2 separate regions of the Homo sapiens genome follow, and region 2 is linked to region 1. A link is a contact called in ENCODE Hi-C or POLR2A ChIA-PET data. All regions are on one chromosome and are shown on one strand. The core of a region is the stretch at or near the end of the contact, and the rest is flanking DNA. Distances in the headings are between cores, read along the strand shown.

Evidence for each region. A loop is a pair of places that touch in the nucleus more often than their neighbours do. ChIA-PET counts read pairs that join two places held with the same protein, here RNA polymerase II (POLR2A). Pooled maps may share reads with other maps.
Region 2: a loop to region 1 is called in a map of ascending aorta, with 4 times the contacts of the local background. The contact joins the promoter of IGFBP7 here to the promoter of LINC02380 in region 1. A Hi-C loop is called at or near these places in 1 of 168 maps with a recorded cell type or tissue (ascending aorta) and 3 of 50 pooled maps. POLR2A ChIA-PET finds 5 or more read pairs at or near these places in 1 of 52 experiments (WTC11).

What each region holds. Positions count from the first base shown.
Region 1 is chr4:57,424,480-57,427,179 of GRCh38, reverse strand. It overlaps LINC02380 (long intergenic non-protein coding RNA 2380), which reads right to left and starts at 1,308. Exons shown (of 6, transcript NR_125907.1): 1 at 1,162-1,308; 2 at 71-201. RefSeq lists an enhancer at 83-377.
Region 2 is chr4:57,108,945-57,111,644 of GRCh38, reverse strand. IGFBP7 (insulin like growth factor binding protein 7) reads left to right here and starts at 1,260. Exons shown (of 5, transcript NM_001553.3): 1 at 1,260-1,768. The coding sequence starts at 1,294. It overlaps IGFBP7-AS1 (IGFBP7 antisense RNA 1), which reads right to left and starts at 1,883. Exons shown (of 5, transcript NR_034081.1): 1 at 1,675-1,883. RefSeq lists a silencer at 1,122-1,191.

The DNA.
Region 1 (2,700 bases), core at 59-2,558:
TTCTTGCAAAATATAATGCTATAGCCTACGAGTTCTTACAAAGTCACAAACAAGAACTAGCGACATGTACTTGACATAACGTGAAGTCCTGTGCTCTGTGCTCTCTGCGGGGAGAGATGAGGTGATTCTTCAGAAGCTGATCAAAATTCCCTGCCTCCCTCAGGGTAGCTGAGCCTCGGAACAGCGGGAGCACTGCGCCATCTGGTGGGCAGATGCACTGCATCAACGTTCATTAGCAGAGGCTTTTACACACACACACACACACACACACACACACACACAAATGCTTTTCAAGGAAGACTCGAGAACAAATCCCGAAGCTGAGTGACAACTACAAAATACCATCAATTAAAGATATTATCTGGTAAGTTTCACAACAGATTATAAATGAACAGGATTGAAATGTGGTACCACTGTAAATCTTTAATTTTTCAGTTGTATATATAATATCTGATAGTTAATGGGTGTGTACCCTGTGCCAGGTAGGTGCTAGTCTATGTACTTTACATGCATTAACATATGTCATCCTCACAACAATCCTATAAGATAGGCACTATTTCCATCCCGTTTTACAGGTGAGGAAACTGAAACAGAGAGGTTCAGTAACTTGCCCAAAGTTACACAAGTTGGTACGTGGCAAAGCAAGAATTTAACAATGTTCTTAAGCTCTTAGGCACTAGGCTAGGCTGCTTCTCTGATATATACAATGTAGCACCGTGAGATTGGGTGTCATTAAGCAAGAGGTCAGAAAACAGGATTTTGAAAAGCATGTTCTGAAAGTGTAAGATTCCTTTTTCAAATTGCTTCCCCAAGCAAAAGAATGCAAAACTCTGAGCTTCCTATAAGTCAGAACCTTTACAAAAAGCAAGTTTTTGAAGACTGCTTTACAAAAAAAAGCACCCTTATTAGAATCACCGAATTTGGAAGTAAAGGGCAAGATCCCTTGATGATCATAATTGTGGTAGTTAATTTTATGTGTTGACTTACTGGGCCACAAAATTCTCAGATACTTGGTCAAACATAATTCTAAGTGTGTCTATAAGGGTGTTTCTCGATGAAATTAGTATTTGAATTGAGAGACTGAGTGAAGCAGATTGCATTCCTAAATGTGGCAGACCTCATCCAATAGGTCAAAAGACTGAGTAGAACACAACGACTCACCCTTCCTTGAGTGAGAACAAGAGGGAACTCCCTCTGCCTGACTGCTTTGAGATGGGACATCAGTCTTTTCCTGCCTTCAGACTCAAACTGAAATATTGGCTCTTCTTGGGTCTCCAGCTTGCCAACTGCATATCTTAGGACATTCTATTGGCTGTTTCTCTAGAAAACCCTTACTAATGTGATGGCTCATTATGTCATCATCACATTGTCATCATCATTGTGGTCACCCTCAACATCACCATCATCATCTTCTCTACCACACACTGAGTGTCCTCCCTTTCAGGCACAGTGTTCAGTGCTCTGAGACTGTGTGAGTAAAAGTGCTTATTTTACAGATGAGTAAACGGAGGTTCAGTGAACTTGGAACATGTACCCAACACCTCACCAACAGTCAATGGTACAGGTAAGACCATGGTTATCAACAGCCCAGTGCATTTTTCTCTATGCCAAGTGACATCTCCCACTAGATGGAACAGTCATCAACAACTAACATTTGGAAGGATGATGGCATGTTTTCCATCTTCAGATATCTTATTAACTCTAATTTTCTTGAAAAGTGCTTTCTCATTCCTTTGAAAGCCATTATTTTCCTTCTTTTCCAGGGTGACATGTTGTCATTTTAGCTTGGTTACTTTTGAGGCAGTTTAATCTGATTTTGCTAGGAACCAGTTATTCTTCTTACATCTGTTTGACCATTCATCAACTAACAGGCATTTTCCACAACTGCAGATACAAAAGAGACAAGAAAAAGTGCAGCTCACCTTAAATACCCTGATTCATCTGAGCTGGGCATGATTCAGCTACTCAAGATATTGAATTTGGGAAATATGTGTGTCTTCAGACTTTTTCCTCTCTCTGTATGGGAGAGGGCTGGCAAGTCGGGCACCAGAGGGATCAACTCATGCACAAGGCTGCTGCAGCCTGCATAAAAGTGTGCAAGTAGACCTGGTTGCAAAGGACAAGAGGGTGTGGGGCATCAACCCCTCCCATGACAACTTCCAAAGGAAAAATAGACTATAATTATCAGAAACCCAATTGCCCTATTAAAATACATGAAATAACTACAAAAATTGTGAAATTGAAGTCATGGGGTTTTTTTAATAACAGTAAAAAATATTTGTATCCAGAAAGAAAATTTAAACCTAGCAAGATATATCTAAGTAAACTGTGCCCTTCCCACCCCTAAGCCCCAACATGTTAATCAGATGTGCAGTCCCAGAGGCAGGACCTCTTGGCCCATGGTGAGTTCACCTTGGACAGACTCCTTTGAAGAGATAAGCTATCTAGGATAAGAAGAGAACTTGCTGGAAATAGCCAGATAAATAACAGTAGATTGTAGCCTATCTGCCAGGAAGCACACTTTTTCCCCAGCCATTTGCAGGAAGAGAAGTAGGTTGCTATGCCATTACAAGTCATTTTCTCTCCCGGGTTACGCCAGCCCATGCTCCTTTTTCATTCCAATTGCTGCATTTCTAGAGGATCATACTGCCATTTTTCTCTTCTCTGTCTAATGCCAATCGCACTTCTGGGCTGTTGCCC
Region 2 (2,700 bases), core at 11-2,510, 320 kb after region 1:
GGAGAGGCCAAAAAGCAGTGCTAGGTTTTTCTGGATTGGAGGATGTTTCCCCACTCTCCACCCCCCGATTTTGTGGTCATTTAATTTTCAAAAAATTTGCAATAATTATCCTTGTAAGAGTCTGTTGAGAATGAGTTCTTTACACTGCTAATGGGATTATGAACTGAACTGCTGGCTTTCAGTCAGCAACCCTGTAAATCCCTGGATTTATGCTAAGAAAAAAGAACACAAAAGAACCACAATGTGACATGCAGAATAATGCACGCTGCAATGTTACACATTCAGTTAAAAAGTGAAAGCAACTTCCATGTCTGCATTGGAGAGGCCAGTGTTCCTGGGAAGAGAGGCTTTCAAGTTGAGTTTGCAGAGCACTTCGCAGAAAGACTGAGGAAGAGTCCACCGTTTATATCAAAAACCTCCTGGAATGCTGGTGAAGACTGGGGGCGCTTTAGGTGCCTCCGTGGCAGCTCCAACGAGGAAGGAGCTGGGACCCCTGCTCCTCTCAGCTGCGCTCTGTTCTCCCGAGAGGCTTGCTGGAGGGCGAGCAGTTCAGCAAGAACTCAAAACAAGGGCACAGCTCTCACACGGATTCCAGTACTCACTGAAAACGGCTCAGCACAAAAAAAGCACAGAGTCTTGTTGAATGCCACTGGGAGACAAAGCGGGGAGGGAGGTGCAGGCAGTTAAGAGGTTCCAGAAAGGGAAGTGGTTGGCAACGGTTTGTCCTTTTAGTGCTTGACACCCAAGACCACAGCAGGCCTGTGGCCAGCGGGGACACAGTCCACAAGTGGGGGTTTTTAACAGCTTGTTCTTAAGAGAGCTTCCCAAACCACAGAGTAATGAGCACTCAGGTGTCTCAGGCCCACGGAGGATTTAATAGATGAAACCCTGGATCGTCTCGAAGCCGTGGTTGTTAAGAAGTTTAAATATATTGACCGGAAACGGGGAGAAACCAGAGGGTGGAAGAGCCGCTCGCACTGCGGTGCGATCCCTGAGGGCTCGGGGCAGGGGACTGGGGACCGAGCAGGAGCTGGCGGGGTGAGCTCTGCGAAGCGGGCGTGAGACCGAGCGCCCATGGGCCGGTCACGCCGGGTGCCCGCTCACCCCCCGACGCCAGCAGGAGCGCGCGCGCAGGCCCCGCGGGGCCGGGAGGGCGGCACGGGCGGGGCCCCCGTGCTCTCACCGCCCCGGGGTGTGGTTCCCGCGGACAGGCCGGGCGGGGCGGCGGGTTTAAGGCGCCGGCCGGCCCGACACGGCTCACTCGCGCCCTTGCCGCTGCCACCGCACCCCGCCATGGAGCGGCCGTCGCTGCGCGCCCTGCTCCTCGGCGCCGCTGGGCTGCTGCTCCTGCTCCTGCCCCTCTCCTCTTCCTCCTCTTCGGACACCTGCGGCCCCTGCGAGCCGGCCTCCTGCCCGCCCCTGCCCCCGCTGGGCTGCCTGCTGGGCGAGACCCGCGACGCGTGCGGCTGCTGCCCTATGTGCGCCCGCGGCGAGGGCGAGCCGTGCGGGGGTGGCGGCGCCGGCAGGGGGTACTGCGCGCCGGGCATGGAGTGCGTGAAGAGCCGCAAGAGGCGGAAGGGTAAAGCCGGGGCAGCAGCCGGCGGTCCGGGTGTAAGCGGCGTGTGCGTGTGCAAGAGCCGCTACCCGGTGTGCGGCAGCGACGGCACCACCTACCCGAGCGGCTGCCAGCTGCGCGCCGCCAGCCAGAGGGCCGAGAGCCGCGGGGAGAAGGCCATCACCCAGGTCAGCAAGGGCACCTGCGAGCAAGGTGGGCACGAGCGCTTCCCTCTCCAACCCTGCGCCGCTCGGCCCAGCGAAGGGCACATCCGACGGGGCGTCCGCGGCGGCCTCGCCCCGCGCTGCTCACTGCGATTCCCCCGCGGGCATCCCAGGAGCCAGATGGGAGGGAAAGAGTTGGCAGCCGCGGAATGCCAGGAGCGGTGGGCGACGCCCCCCCTTCTCCTTTTTGGTGGTTTTATTTTGAGAGTTTGCTGCGTGCGTCCAGAAAGTGAGGGCCGGGTGTATATGTAGAAAAGATTTTCCGAGACCTCAGACTTCCCCATGCCCAAAGCGCACCCAACTCGTGCTAACATCTGTCCATTTCTCATCATTCTTGGCTTGGGGATGTAGAGAGAGGTGAAGTCAAGAGATGGGGGAAAGGAGTTTGACAATTAAATATAAAGTAAGGACTTCCAGACAGACTTTTTTTTTTAAAAGATAGGATCTTGCTCTGTCGCCCAGGGTGGAGGGCAGTGGCACGATCTTGGCCCACTGCAACCTCTGCCTCAAGCGATCCTCCTGCCTCAGCCTCCCAAGTAGCTGGGACTATAAGCCTGTGCCACCACGCCTGGCCAATTTTTGGTTTTTTGTTTTGTTTTGTTTTGTTTTATAGCGACGGAGTTTCACTATGTTGCCTAGGCTGGTCTCGAACTCCTGAGCTCAAGTAATCCCGGCCTGCTGGGATTACAGGCATAAACCACCGTGCACAGCCCTGATTTCTTAGTATTGAAGAAAATAGTCCACTTTCTAAAAATTATAGGTTCTCAAACAGTAATCTAACTAGCTAATTATTTGTGGGCAAAAATAAAATACAAACTCTTTGAAGACTGTTTTTGTGATGCACTTTGTTGTCAACCTTCTGACCATTTTGTTTTTCCTTCCTATTTCTTTGATTTGTATTGTTTTGCATAATTTGTCCCC